2 separate regions of the Homo sapiens genome follow, and region 1 is linked to region 2. A link is a loop called in an ENCODE intact Hi-C map of the cell type or tissue named here. Cell type or tissue: IMR-90. All regions are shown on one strand.

The links. Peaks named below come from ENCODE experiments on the same cell type or tissue, not always from the same donor. Only the 100,000 strongest peaks of a DNase experiment are listed, where the experiment ranks them.
Region 1: it touches region 2 in a loop (7-fold over the local background); 21 of 110 quality-filtered maps call a loop at or near these places.

The regions. Positions count from the first base shown.
Region 1 is chr10:2,973,451-2,981,450 of GRCh38, forward strand. LOC105376352 (a long non-coding RNA gene) reads right to left here. Exons shown (of 4, transcript XR_001747271.2): 3 at 3,120-3,322; 4 at 2,900-3,001. Among named protein-coding and RNA genes, the nearest start is that of PFKP-DT, 89 kb to the right of the region's middle. In IMR-90, a CTCF peak has its summit at 4,840 (motif pointing left); DNase peaks (open chromatin) are centred at 4,831 and 7,441; H3K27ac peaks cover 803 bases.
Region 2 is chr10:2,925,272-2,933,271 of GRCh38, forward strand. No RefSeq gene overlaps it. Among named protein-coding and RNA genes, the nearest start is that of PFKP-DT, 140 kb to the right of the region's middle. RefSeq lists an enhancer at 4,109-4,678. In IMR-90, a CTCF peak has its summit at 3,165 (motif pointing right); a DNase peak (open chromatin) is centred at 3,180; H3K27me3 peaks cover 222 bases.

The DNA.
Region 1 (8,000 bases), 48 kb after region 2:
TGGACGCCCATCCCTCCCCGGACGCTCCCCACCCCTGCCCGGGAAAGCCACCCAGAATTAAATCCTGGGGTGGAAGGAGGAGCCCCCTGGACTAACGAGCCACAGTGCCAGTAGCAAAGCACCAGGAAATCTGCAAGCCAGCAAACACACTGCTGTCTCTGTGCTGGCCTGGGAAATTTGAATGTGCTTTGAAAATTTGTTGAAGAATCATACCCTGGTAGGACCCAGGGAGAGAAATATCTGGGCTTACTGATCTGTCGGCATGATTCAGCCACTTCCCTTCCTTTCATTCTTTGATTAACAAAGCTGAAGTTTCCCTGACAAAGTGTTATGGAAGGATGGCCAGGGTTAAGATCGCAATTGCTTGTAAAGCAATGTAAATAATAAAAGAGAAATGATATTGCACACTGCTGTGCCATTTTCAAATTGATATTTTCCAACATAACTGCATCGAATCCTCATGACCATGTGAGCCCTTAAGTACTATTATTACCCCTGTTTTATATTTGAGGGTTGAGGCTCAGAAAAACCAAGTAAAGTGGTCAAGGTCAATGTAGGAGGCCTCAGATTCCAATTCCAGTGTCCTCCGGTTACAGCACCCGGTGACCTGGGGCCATTTTCTTTTAATCTACAGATAGGCAGCAGGCCTTGGAAATCCAGCTCTTTGAAAATAGTAATTACTTTGTTTTTTTTAGGTCCAAAATGTGCCCAGCAATTGAAGCATTCTTAAGTGGGCAGGATCACTCAGTTATTTTGGTCATCTTCATAGTCAGTTTGGATACAATCAGGACAGAATGACCAGCACGCTATAGACCCCCAAGATTAATTGACCACATCACAGCCAATGTCATATGAGCCCAGGCTGAGAATGTATTTGGAGGTTGTGCAGACACCCGAGACAGAAGTAATTATTTTATTATTTATTATGAAGATATTGGAGTTATGTTAAAAAAAAAAGTAGGAATAAAGAGGAAGCAGTGAATTCGTTTAAACAAAATTGAGGATTCACTGCCTGCATAGAAATAAAAGCCTTCCAAGCAAAATGATTTATAAATAAAAGACGAGTAACTACCATGTATTATAAATGATGCCTTTCCTGCCCTGTGTATTGTAAAATGCTTTCTAGAATCTTACAAAAGCCAGCATGGCAAGAATGTAATGAAGAAGAGAATTGCAAGATTAGAATCACATGGAAATGGGGGTCCTTGGGTAGCCACAGAAGGCGGCTGAACTCCTGGGCTCACGGCAGTGGGTGATCTCTAATAAACTGAGAGAGCAGAGCAACGAAGCTCATTAAAATACAAGAAGAAGAAAAAACTCAGGATAATATCATCCATCTCCACTGATTTCATCACCCTGAGAATGAGGGGTAAAGCTTGCTAACATGAGAATGAATTTTTATAAAGCACAGACATTTTCTGACATTTTAAGGGAAGAATATGGTGTGGCATTCCCCAGCCTGCAATGCAATGTGTTTATTTAAGGAGTAAATGCAGAAATGTTTTAGGGAGATGGGCCTCAATGAGCTCATGTGGGAGCAGAGAGCCCTGACTACGAGGAGGCCTCCGTGATCCCTCAGCAGAGCACACGCTCCTGCACTGACCAGAACCACGCCACGAAATCGGACCCCAGGAACCCTCGCAGATAGAATCCAGCACCTTCCTTCATCCAAGTTTGATGAGTTTGCTGATAATTCATATTCACACTCGGCTTTTCCAAGAAAGTAAGGAAGAAGGAAAAAAAGGGCTTTACTTGCCACTTTTCCGAAAAGACAAATTATTCAGAGGTCATCAAACCTACAGGAAGAGCAAATGAGAAGGGATGGGTAGGGCCTGCTGGGTGGACCCCTTTTAAATACCTCTCGCCAGGCGCGGTGTCTCATGCCTATAATCCCAGCACTTTGGAAGGCCGAGGGGGGTGGAACACTTGAGGTCAGGAGTTCAAGACCAGCCTGACCAACATGGAGAGACCCCGTCTCTACTAAAAATACAAAATTAGCTGGGTGTGGTGGTGGGCGCCTGTAATCCCAGCTACTCGGGAGGCTGAGGCAGGAGAATTGCTTGAACTCAGGAGGCTGAGGTTGTGGTGAACCAAGATGGCGCCATTGCACTCCAGCCTGGGCAACAAGTGCAAAATTCCATCTCAAAAAATAACAATAATAATAATAATAATAATAATAATAATAATAATAATAATTGATAATTAATAAATAACTCTCAAGTGAATGCATCCTCAACCTGTTTTTCTCCATCAGTTTGTTTGACTTTTTAAAATATTAAGATTGGCCAGATGCTGTGGCTCACACCTGTAATTCCAAAACTTTGGGAGGCTGAGGCAGAAGGATGGCTTGAGCTTTGGAGTTCAAGACCAGCCTGGGCAACGTGGTGAAAACCCATCTCTACAAAAAATGCAAAACTTAGCTGGGTGTGGTGTCACATGCCTGTGGTCTCAGCTACTTGGGAGGCTGAGGTAGGAGGATCACCTGAGCCCAGGAGGATGAGGCTTCAGTGAGCCGCGATCATGCCACTGCACTCCAGCCCAGGTGATAGAGCAAGATCCTGTAACCAAAAAATAAAATAAAATAAAATATTAGGCTATAATAAGTAATAGTTTGAATTTTCTGATGTACAAAATTAGTTAGGAGAGCACTGCAATGGAAATACAATGCAAGCCACAGATGCCATTTTAAATTTTCTAAAGCATATTAAGTAGAAACAGATAGAAGCAATTTTAATAATATATTTTTAAGGCCGGGCACAGTGGCTCACGCCTGTAATCCCAGCACTTTGCAAGGCTGAGGTGGGTAGATCACGAGGTCAGGAAATCAAGATCATCCTGGCCAACATGGTGAAACTCCGTCTCTACTAAAAATACAAAAATTATCTGGGCGTAGTGGCACATGCCTGTAGTCCTAGCTACTCAGGAGGCTGAGGAGGGAGAATTGCTTGAACCAGGGAGTCGGAGGTTTCAGTGAGCCAAGATTGCACCACAGCACTCCAGCCTGTGAACAGAGTAAGACTTGGTCTCAAAATAATAATAATAATAATAATAATAATAATAATAATAATAATAATAATATATTTTAAGCCCAATATGTGAAATATTATTTTAACATATACCTGAGACAAAAATGTCAAGATATTTCTGTTCATTCTGTCATACAAAGTCTTCAAATCTGGTGAGCATTTCCCACCAAGAGTTCGGTTCAGCTTGGACAGGCCACACTGCAGGATCTCAGTGGCCACATGTGGCTAGAGGCCACCCTACTGGGCAGTGCAGAATTAGAATATCTTGCCTTTCCGTGGGTCAGAAATCTGAAACTCTAAATCAAAGAATATTACAAAATATATTCTATGCTATAGCATTCTTTTGTTGGCAATCAAGAAGGTGAAAATACAATTCCGTGGGATGGAGATATTATTTTAAGTTGAATACAGGAATACTTGAAAAGATATTTCTTATTCCTTAATGTATGGATTAGGTGACTCCCCTACATGTCAAACAAGAATCATAGTTCTCAACATTTAGCAGTTTATATGGTCTAGGAGGAAGATTTTAAGGATTACCAGTTACAATATTATTATTATCATTATTATTATAGTGCAATATAGTGCAATAATTCCAACCTGTTTTTAACAAGAAATAAGAGATTTTAAAATAACTAGAACTTAAAACAAGAATAAGTAATAAACGTTGAGTACTTCCTGTATGCCAGATGCCATGATCATAGGATCCTCAAAACCCCATAAAGTAACCACTGTTATTAATTCTATTTTAAAGTTTTTAAAAAGTGCTGGAGGCTGGGCTTGATGGTTCATGTCTATGATACCCATGCTTTGGGAGGCTGGGGTGGGAGGGTCCCTTGAGGCCAGGAGCTCGAGACCAAGCTGGGCAACATATGAAGACCCTGTCTCTACAAAAAACAATTTTAAAAATTATCTACAGATGGTAATGTTTGCCTATAGTCCTAGCTACTCGGGAGGCTGAGACAGGAGGATTGCTTGAGCCCAGGAGGTCAAGGCTGCAGTGATCCATGATTGCACCACTGCACTCCAGACTGGGAAACAGAGTGAGATCCTGTCTTAAAAAAAAAAGAAAAAGAAAGAAAGAAAGAAAGAAAGAAAGAAAGAAAGAAAGAAAGAAAGAAAGAAAGAAAGAAAGAAAGAAAGAAAGAAAGAAGAAAGAAAAGAAAAGAAAAAAAGTGCAGGAGCCCATAGCCTTCCTCCCTGTCGACTAGGGCGCCTCTTTGCCTGGTCCACCAAGGGCCAGGGTGCGGTTACCGCACTGCAGCCAGGGAGGACTGTGAGGACCATGAAGACTGTGAGGACCGTGACGAACTCACACTTCGGTCACAGTCTCAGCAGGCTCCCTAGAAGGATGAGCTTCAGGCCTGCTTCTGCTCTCCAGCAACTTCAGAGGGAAACGTCTTCCAGGTGGAATAAAGAACCCAGGAAAAATGGAGAGGAAACATAGCCCCAGAAATTAATATCCACTGACCTAACAAAGGTTTCAAATGGTGTTTAAGGACCAAAACCAGGTGCCGTGATTTCACACCGTGATTGGTGTCCATTACAGTGAGAACACACCTCATGGCCTCTTTGTTCTCTAAATGCATAAAATATGAATGTTCATTTGAGCTCTTAAGAAGATTGCCTTTATAAGAAAACAGAAAGACAAAATAAAAGAAGGAAGTGAGGAAGGAGGGAGGGAAAGAAAAAAGGGAGAGAAAATCAGGGAAAACAACAACAAAAAAATGGACATTATCGCAGAGGAGCATTTGAGTTTCTCTCTCCCTCTCTCTCTCCTCTTGAACTGGAGGAGCCTTAAGTCAGTCAAACGCTTCCCTCTAGTGTCTGAAATGCTGAATACAGATTTCATTCTCTGAAAACAATGAACAAATCCTTGTAAATTCAGTCTTATGGTACCTGCAGACTCCAATCTACCTTTTAAACTATAATCAAGAAAAAAATTTCAAAAGTAAAATAATTATCCAGTCTTGATTTTCTCCTTACAAATTATGGATTATTCTGGTTTGGTTTTTTTTTTCTGGAAAAGTCATTTAAATCCCAGGGCTGTAAGAAAACTAGGAAAGAAAACTGAATTTTCACAAATCTGATCAATACAGCTTGCATTTAATACAATGATACATTTCTATAACATTTCTGAGAAATTTTAAAATTAAAAATCCTGGCTCTCTTCTTTATCTGGTAGGTTGGTTGTTACAGTTTGGTTTTTTTTTTTCTTACAATTTTAGCTAGAATTCTCACTTCTCACTTTGAGCCACAATTGGTATATCTTGATTGTTACTGTCTCTGGAATAATTAAAAGTAAAAGTTCAGGGCTGGGTGTGGTGGCTGACTCCTGTAATCTCAGCACTTTGAGAGGCCGAGGCAGGTGGGTTGATTGAGGCCCAGGAGTTGGAGACCAGCCTGGTCAACATGGCGAAACCCCGTCTCTACTAAAAATACAAACATGAGCCGGGTGTGGTGGCGCCCACCTGTGGTCCCAGCTGCTCAGAAGGCTGAGACACGAGAATCACTTGAACCTGGGAGGTGGAGGTTGCAGTGAACCAAGATGGCGCCACTGCCCTCCAGCCTGGGCAACAGAGCGAGACTCTGCCTCAAAAAAGAAAAAGAAACCAAAAATGTAAGCATTCAATCTGAAAGCAGCAAAGCAGGGTAAATATTAAACCACTTCAGACATTTCTGCCTTTCAATATAGAAGTTGATCTACATTCCAGAACAATACATATTAAATAAGCCATCACAATCAGTACCTCTGCAATCAATATTGCATATTTATCACAAACATTTCTCCAAAGAGGAGAAAACAAACATGTTAGCATTGGTAAATGTTACTGTCGGAGAAAGGAGACTCAAGCCCTCAGCAAGGCGGGGGCAGCTGCCCAGGGGAACAGGAATTGGGGACAGGCTGGACATTTCCAAGCGTCCAGTAGTTCCTGGCCAGCTTCCTTCTTGACTGGAGACTCTCTGAGCTGCAGTTTGGCCCCACACATTGCAGAACTCCTTTAACAGGCTATGGCAGAAACGGAAGACAAGTGTTGCGAAAATAATCGCATGCTTCAGATGTTTTGTTCTCAGACCAAACTGAGGGGCAGGCGGCTATTTCTCTCAGCCCAATAATGAGATGCAGATGAACTGGGGAGGAAGAGAGATTTTATTTTCTGCCACCGGTTACAGGGAGAAGACCTGGAAATTATTGCCAGACAAACTCAAAATTACAAAGTTTTCCAGAGCTTATCTACCTTCTAAGCATTCATCTAAAGACACAGATGATAAACTTCTTCTAGTCTATAACTAATATCTGAGTCCTGAAGACCTTCCTCTCGAGCCTCAGTAAGTTTACTTCACCAAATGGTCCAGGTTCCGGGGTGATTACCCTTATCTTGTCTCCTGCTAAATCATGGAGGTTTGGGCAGTTCCTTCAGGCCCCAATAAAACTTGTTTAATCCTAAATGGGCCCTGTTAAGAATTCCTTCATTATTTTGTCATGCTTTAAGGCCCAGGAAAGGCCTACTGAAACTGTTGTTACGGAGGCCTGCATTAGTGAGACCTGGCCTGCCACAATTTCATATGATTCTTTTTTAGCATGGAAAATTCTGGAAACTGTTCTGACATCCTCTGGTTTGTGGAAAGTCCAGCACAGAGCAAGACAACTTGCAGAGTATTGGGGCTTGTCTTTTATCTTCAAAGGGAACACTGAAACAATAATACTTACATCTGAGTTCCTCCTATGGGCTAGGGGCTGTTGTAACTTCATCACATGTGTTTGTTTGTTTGATGTTCACAGCAAAGGATGTTGTTGGCATGATCACGTTCCCTGTGTCACAGAGAGGAACCTGAGGCACAGACAGAAAAATCAGTTTGCCCAGATTCGCACAGCCAGTGAGTGACTAAGGGAGCATTCCGAGGAGAAAGAAAAACATACTTGAATGAAAGCAGTTGCTTGAGGGGAACCTTGGTCTACTTTTTTTTTTTTTTTTTTCTGAGATGGAGTCTTGCTCTGTCACCCAGGCTGCAGTACAATGGCGCGATCTCAGCTTACTGCAACCTCCGCCTCCTGGGTTCAAGCGATTCTCCTGCCTCAGCCTCCTGAGTAGCTGCGATTACAGGCACGTGCCATCGTGCCTGGCTATTTTTGTATTTTTAGTAGACGTGGGGTTTCACCATGTTGGTCAGGCTAGTCTCAAACTCCTGACCTTGTGATCTACCCATCTCAGCCTCCCAAAGTGCTGGGATTACAGACATGAGCCACTGCGTCCAGCCTGGTCTACTTTTAATATTGTTTTATTACTCGTATTTAAAGGAGTATTTTTCCTCCTCCGCCAATACACTGACTTATGTGAGTAGTCAACTCTTCTGAGCCATGCAACCCCGCTGTTTAAATGACTCGCGGCTTTGTCACTCCCAAATCCTACAGTAAAATGTATCTGGTGGAGAAATGAACAGACTTGTCTCCTTAAATGAGTGTGGAGAACAGAATGAGTTAAAGGAAAACAAAACAATAAAGCATTCATGTATTTAAAAGATCTGGCCGAATAGTTTGCTAACCTAAAGAAAATGATTCAGAGGCTGGGCATGGGGGCTCATGCCTGTAATCCCAGCACTTGGGAGGCTGAGGTGGGAGGATTTCTTGAGCCCAGGATTTCAACACCAGCCTGGGCCACATAGTGAGACCTCATCTGTACAAAAAACAAAAAATAAAAAACTAGCCAGGCGTGATAGCATGCAACTGTTGCCCCGGCTACTCAGGAGGCTAGACGGGGAGATTTGCTTGAGCCTGGGTGGTCAAGGTTTGTGGTGAGTCGTGGTCACCCCACTGTCTGGGTGACAAAGCAAAAAAAAAAAAAAAAAGAAAGAAAATGACTCAGCAGCATTCGATCAAACTGAGAAACATAATTGAATCCTGCCCAGTGTCCCGTGTCCATCGCTAGGTCCTCTACTGTGGGACCAGTGCGTGATAAGTGAAGAGTCTTTCAA
Region 2 (8,000 bases):
TTCTAATAATACTTAAAGTAAAAATCCAGTTCCCCAAATTCCAAACTGGTGTTCTTCTCTTCCATGGTATTAGCATGAAAACATTAGTTTTCAGTAGCAATATTCATGCCCAACGAGATGATTGGTCCTTATTCACACAGGCCCTCCTCTTGGCTTTCGGGGAAAGAAAGATCTTTTGGAAGATGAGTCATTCAAAGCCCTAAGTATTAAGTGCAAAGGACACAAACACTCTAGACTCCAGTTGAAAAGAACTTTAAAATTACTAAACGTCCATGTGAATTCAGTGCGCTTTCAAGAAGAGCTGACGAGTCCTGGGTTCCAGCACCCTCTAGCCCCTTAGCTGCTGGTAGATCTCAGGTGCTGAACTCAGGTTCCTCATCTGTAGATGGGAACTCGTGACTCAACAAGGTATGTAATCGAACTCTGAGACAGAAATGCAGGAGTTCCCACTTCCAACGAAGGATCAACAAGAGAGCTCCTCAGCCCTGACCACAAATCCACCCGAACTCCCAGAAGATTCAGAAACAGCCATAGCGAGGGCTTGCTCTGGGCAAAACCAAGATAAATAGGCTCTCTGAGCTAATGCATCCTGTTCATCAGGAAGTGCCGTGGCTGGCAGGAAGCCCAGTTTGCAAGGGCCCAACTGGCCCAGAACTGTGAGACGGGAGCCAAGGAGACAGAGATCTTGCCCTGGCTCTGCCTCTGATGACCTGGGTGAGGGAGCCACTGGTTCTCTGAGCCTCAGTTTCCTTGCTGTGCACTGAAGTGTCTGCTGAACTCTAAGGGGGTGCGTGTTCTTCGTTTGGAGCAGAACCTCATGCTGCATACATCGATGTTTCTGTCTCAAGGAGCTATGGAGTCACAAAGGCAGGGGACAGCTGAGGGAGGCCTCCCAGGCCTACACATGGTATTGACTGCCTCTGAGCCACTGAAACGAACCTGTTCATTTTACAGCCTGTGGGTACTGCAAAGCCTAAGATTTGTAGTCACGCGAAGTTTCTGATCAGGGTGTCCTCCAGAGTAGAGTGCCCACGACAATTAAATGGACGTTTTGTTTCTTGTATTTTAGGGAACAAAGTGTCAACCAGCTTCCTCGTTTTATCCTCGGTGGAAAAGTCACCTTGGAGCCAGCAGGGTTGTTGCTGCACCTTAGAAATACAACCGCGGGACAACAGCCACAATTACCTAGAAAAGTGGAATGAAATTGCTCTTGAGCAAGTAAAGGGAAAGCAACATGTCCTTTGATGGCTGCTAGAAAGGAGAGGAGAGCAGAGTTAGGTGGATGAAACAGGCTGTGATGGAACCCGCCTGTGCCCATCAGAACAGGTGCCAGCAGGAGCAACTTGGCAGACCCCTGAGCTTGCAGGCTTGGTGGAAGCAGAGTAGCTTCCCTCGGACATGTGTGCCCAGGACCTGGGGGCCATGGTGTACCGCAGGCTGCAGGATCGAGCCTCCACTCGACACCGCCTGTCCATCCTAGGGCACAAATTCTCTCCTGGCTTGTGGTACATAAGCCCACAGGACCTCAGAAGAGTCGTTGCAAAGATGGGGAAGGTGCCATGGTTTATTTTATGTATTGTCTTGACCAGGCTAAGGGGTATACAGGTAGCTGGTAAAGGATGATTTCTTGGGAGGGCGGTGAGGGCATTTCTGGAAGAGGTGAGCATGTGAACCAGTGGACTGAGTGAAAAGGCTCCACCCTCACCCATGTGGGCAACATCAACCTGTCCCCCGAGGGCTTGAATAGACCAGAAAGTGAAGGGAGGGCAGATTTCCTCTGTTTCAGCTGAGACATCCTCTCCTGCCCTGGGACATCTGAGTTCCTGGTTCTCAGGCCTCAGATGCAGACTGGGACTGACATCATCAGCTCTCCCAGGTCTCCAGCGTGCAGGAGGGAACATGTGGGTCTTCCCAGCCTCCACAATCGCATAAGCCAATTCCTCTTAATAAACCTCTTCTATAAATTCCTGTCTGTCTGTCTGTCCATCTATCTATTTATCCCTGTCCGTTATGTATCTATCGGTCTGTCATCTATCTGTCTATCTGTTGTCTATCTGTTGTTTGTCTCTCCATCTGTCTATCTGTTGCTTGTCTCTCCGTCTGTCTATCTGTTGTTTGTCTTTCCATCTGTCTATCTGTCTCTCTATCTGTCATCTGCCTATCCACTTATCTATTTATCTTGTTGCTTCTGTTTCTCTGGAGAACCCTGACTAACACAGAGATAAAAAGGCTCTGAAGGGAGAGGCTGTGCTTCACGCCCTTGAGGTACTGAGAAGTTCAGAGATTAATCGAAAAACAGAGACTATATGGCCAAAGGCATGTCCTGAGTTTGCGGAGTGACAGGGTAGGCTAGATGTATATGACTTCCATGTAAAAATAAATTCAACACATGTCAAAGAGCATGTTTAACTCATCAATAAAGGAGGGAGACATAAGATATCGACTTGTTCAACAGCACACGTGGAGCGCAAGGTGCGCATAGGCGGTTGGAATCTGGAATGAACTTGCTAATAGGCATAAAGCTGCTAAATGTCCTCCAGGCCAATAACAAAATGATGCTTGTGGTTACACTTTCTTATAGAAAGGAAATCAATTGTATCTCTACCAGACAAAATTCATTTGCATTGCTACCGACAAAAACCGTCGGCATTACTGTCCGTCTTCTGCCCATTAGCCTCTCTCCCTGTGCCTCTGTAAAAACAGCCTGGTCAATAGATGGTAAGAGGCCCCACTGAGTGGGGTCCCTGGAGGGCAAGCCCCTGACGCCACTGCAAGGTTCCACCCAAGCCCTCGGCCACGTCCACATTATGGGAGGATCGTTCCTGAGCAGAGCAGATCCCAGTAGTCATGAGCAAAAAAACCTAAACAGCTAAACCCTAGAGCCAGCTGTCAAAGACAGAGGGCCTCCGCCTGGAATTCTTGACCGGAATGTCCACCCAACTGTGACTTTGCAAATTGAAGTGATGAATCCATTCTTGTGAAGCAGACCTCAGAGGAAGGCATCCCAGGTTATGAAAACAGAGGAGAAGCAGGCAGCAGCTTTGGGGTGCAGTGGAAGATGCACACTCGCCTTGTGGGGAGGGAACCGAAAGCTCTCTCACGTCCTGGGGTGAGAAGGAACAGCAGGCAGTTAACAGTTTCAGCTATGGAGAATCCAAGAGGCAACCAGCAGGGGGAGCCAGTGTATCGTCAAAACTCAGGTCTGATCCACGCTGACGACCAACAGGTGCATCTAACCCCCCTGGACCTGCAAAGTCCTCCGAGAAGGCGGACTAGAAATTTTCTCTGATTTGAATCAGCTGCCCTACAGTTCACATCCGGAAACATTAAATCAAGGGAAAACATTTTCTCTGTGAACTGCCTTAAATTGATAGGCCCCAAATCTGCCTTCACCTGGATGTCTGGAGATACCTCTGCTGAGAGGAAGAGGGTTCATTAAACATCTTCCTTCCAACACTGAAGTGAGGAAAACCATGTTCCCAGAAACCACCCAGCACCTCACTCTGAAAAATCCTTTCTCAACTCTCTAGGTATCTCTTTTTGTTCTGTTTAGAAAAATGAAGCATGCTTATTGCGAAGGGAAAAAAAGAAAAGAAAAAAGAAAGAAATGATTCTGAATGGCTTTGGTCTCCCATGATTTCACAAGTTTAGCCAGAGAAGCCATTAATAGCTAGGTCTGGGCTCCTCTTCAATACAGTTTCACTGAAAAAAAAAATGATGTTTCAAATTAGTAATTCATCACACCTGAATTAACACTAAAACGTCCATCAAATTAAAATCATTTTGCAAGATTGGAATTGTTTCTGCAACGCCTGAAGTCCAAAAATGGAGGCATGAGAGTGAATAAGAATCAGGATGTAAATGAATTCCTGACACGTCATTCCAGTCTCTGAATGGGGGGCTGGAGTAGGAATTAAATAATCACACGCAAATTGGATTTCCAAGATCTTTCCAGGCCAGCTACTGTAAGCTGTTTGTTGTTTGGACAGGTCAGTTTTGGGTGAGTTGTGTGCTTTCAGGGAAGCGAGGGGATAGCAGAGTGAGGGGTGGGGAGGAGAGAGGAGAAAGCCCACAGAGGTGCAGCCCCTAAACCAGGCCAGTGCCTTTCCTCCTGTTGGAAGCATAGAATTAAATTTCATTCACAAGCCCAAAGCACTTTCCACAGGTCTTTAAAATGGGATTAGCCTAAAGCAATCAAGTTGGAGAGACTAACCAGCAAACGCTAAAAGTACTCCCACCTGCCTACTCAATGGAACTGTTTGCCAGGGGAAAAAAAAAAAAGTCATCAGATGCATTTTCGTGGCATTGAGCAATGGATTAATGACACATGGAGACATGCAGAGACACTTGGAAGGCTGGCCTGAGCTCTCCGAGAGGCGGTGGTCAGCAGTTTAGGGTCTGAATTGGTATTTACACCATCAATCTCCAGCTGTGCCCAGTGTTCCTGGATGCAGCCTAGTTTTCCTGGCCTGAGAGCTCTCTGAAAAGTAGCCTCATGCATTTTGCATCCTTGAAACGTGAACTCTTTTATGCAGCATCCGATGTGAAGAGAGGCTGTGGAATGCGGGTGAGTGTGTTGGCAAATTTTATGTGTATTTTGTATACAAATAAATTTTTTATCTGTCCGTATAAATATAGGCATTCACAAATGTATGCCACAAATGCAAAATCTCTTCATATGAATGCACATTTTTAAAATGAGTTAAAGGGATGCTATAGAAGGGATACATTTCTCAAAGTTCGTGTGCTGTTAAAAAGAATCTTGAATAGACAGGACAAAATGCCTTCCTGTCAAGCATAAATGGAGGTATCTTAAATTAGCCAGTGAAAATCATTCCTGCTCTGTGTGAGACCTCATTTGGAGTGCGGGCTCCATTTACTGTGGGCTGGCTGATTACAGCAGGGCTGCAGAAATGAGGGGGCAGGAGAAAGAAACCAACTCCTTATACCTCTGTAAGACAATGAAAAAATTATATTAGCTTGCCCCCAAAGAAATCTAGAAAGAAAAGGAAAGAGTTCAACATTTTTAGAATAAGACCGAACAAATGGTTAATGTGCACTGGACGTAAACATAGTGAGTGTTCATTAGACATAAAAATAGTCACTTCTAAAAGATTAGAGATAAAAATATTGGATGATCAATTGTGGGAATCTTGTTTGCCTCTGACTTTTGTTACATTCTTACCTCTTCTGAGGTCCTATTTTTCCTGTGGTATTCATTAATTTGAAATGAACTGATGCTGACATTAATTGAAAAATAAAGGAAAAGAAAACTCTTGAATTATATATTAGCCCATTGATTGTCAAATACTTCCCTGCAGGTGCCATTTACCAATGTATGTTTCTGAATGCACACATGAATATGCGGAGTACTTTTCTCAAAAAAAAAAAAAATTAAAGGAAAGGCTAAAGAAATAAAGGAAGGAAGGAGATTTCTAAATACGGAAGAATAGTGCCTGGACTAGAAGAGTATGTACTGTGTATCTTCATCAAAGCTATACTATTTTACCTGTTTTAATTGACTGTGTGAGTTCATAGGGATCCCAAAACTAACTCCTTAAAAACACGCAGACAGAAAGAGCAAATAAAATGCACATCCAGCCGGGCGCGATGTCTCAGGACTGTAATCCCAGCACTTTGGGAGGCCGAGGCGGGCAGATCACGAGGTCAGGAGATTGAGACCATCCTGGCTAACACAGTGAAACCCCGTCTCTACTAAAAATACAAAAAAATTAGCCGGGAGTGGTGACAGGCACCTATAGTCCCAGCTGCTCGAGAGGCTGAGGCAGTAGAATGGCATGAACCCGGGAGGCAGAGCTTGCAGTGAGCTGAGATTGCACCACTGCACTCCAGCCTGAGCGACACAGCGAGACTCCGTCTCAAAAAAAAAAAAAAAAAAAAAAAAGAAAGTGCTGGAAAATTCCCTGGGTACATATGGGCTCTATCCCTTTGCTATTCTGAGCAAAGCAACTCAACAGAGGCTTCCCAGCACTGTTTCTGGTGCCAGCATCTCCAGGGCCACTGTGGGCCAGGTCTTTGGTCAGACGACACAAATTAAATGAACATTTACTACGCACCAGGCTCTGGTCCACAGTCAGGACATGGAGCAGAGAAGGCAGGGCGCCCACCTTAGAGAGGGTCGCATTTCATGTGCTCACAGGAATACAGACCATAAACCCCTTGATATGGTTCGGCTGTGTCCCCACCCAAATCTCATCTTCAAGTGTCATAATCCTCACATGTCATAGGAGGGACCCAATGGGAGGTACTTGAGTCATGAGGGAGGGTTTTCCTGTGCTGTTCTCATGGTAGTGAATAACTCTCATGAGATCTGGTGGTTTTATAAAGGGCAGTTCCCCTGCACACAGTCTCTTGCCCGCCACCATGTAAGACGTGCCTTTGCTCCTCCTTCACCTTCTGCCACGATTGTGAGGCCTCCCCAGCTATGTGGAATGTGAGTCCATTGAACCTCTTCTTCTTTGTAAATTACCCAGGCTCAGGCATTTCTTCAGAGCAGTGTGAAAATGACTAATACACACCTATGTCAATAATTAGGAGGACTGCTGGTGCTGAAAGGGGTAACATTTAAGAGTTAGCACTTACATTCTTTACCGAACATTTTTACTATTTAATTATGCTGCTTGTGGAATCAGTTGCTGTTATGTCACTGGGACAAATCATCATGGCCCTGCTTGATCCTCAGCTACTAGTTCAGTGGGGCCTATGGGACCCAGAAAATCACAGTCTCTCCTAGGGATGTAGTAAATTCAGATGGGAATGAGGTTGGGAGATGAAATTTCAGTAACAATAGTTTCCTAAATCTGTGACCAGTAAGAGGAGTCCTTCGGTCTTGACATTACTAACCATGTTGTTTTCGCTATTGGTACTGCCTCGATACATCAGCTAGCTTAAGCAAACAAGCTCACAATCTCAGTGGCTCATAAGACACGTTCATTTCTTGCTCTTGGTCCTTGGTGCTGAGGACTGGCTTCAGGTCTACCTGTCGGATTCTCTTATCAAGGCCTGGCTGAAAGGCCAGCCCCTGGGTCAGCAGGACCACTCTCATGGCAGATCGAAGAATCAAGGCAAGGACTCCAAACCTTCTGCTGGGAGGTGGCACAGGGCACGTCCACTAGGTTCCACTAGCCAAAGATGTCACGTGGCTGCTGGGATGGGAATCAATGGGAGGGAATGTAGATACACATCAACGGGATGGGGACTAGGGACTCTCCTTGTGAGGAGCCATTGGAAGTCACATGTCACCCTGTGGGAATGGGTGATCCCACAGAAGGAGGCCATCACCTAACTGGGAACAGGAGCCCATCTGTCTCGTGAAGCTTATCAGCGTGCTTTCTGTCTAGTATCACAGATTACCACAGGAGAGATGCTGAATCTACCAAAGGGTTGAGACTGTGTCATTTATATATCTTAGCGTGCTCTACAAAGGCATTCCAAACAGCCATTAACCCGGGATGGATGAACTCTTAGTGTCTGTTTCCAAATCAGTGATACAGAACTAGCCTCCACTATTGTCCTCAAAAACACTATTTCGGATTTTATCTCCCTTAAAACTGATCACAAACGATAAATATTTAACAGCACGTCCACTAAACATAAAATTTGCCTTCCCAGAAAATGTGTATTTTATTTTTGTTTCTCTTTTCATTTGTCACAGTATCTTATAGGCATAAAGATTAATGTACACGTAATTCTTATTTTCTATATGAAATTTCTACTTACTATTTTTACATGAAAAGAAAATATGTGACTATTGTCTAAGGGTGTCACACAGCTCTTGGTCAGCAGGATAAAACAGAAACAGCAAGCAGGCCAAACAAGGGATTTAGCCAAGCCCGCTGAATCCTCGGGCCTCTGCAATGTTTTGTATCATTAATTGGCACCGACCTTCTGAGCCAGCTTCCTGCCCTGACCAGCTTTGGCCTCCGGGCCAGCACACCCCATGCATGAGACGTTAGCCGATGTCCAGGACAAGCTGGCTG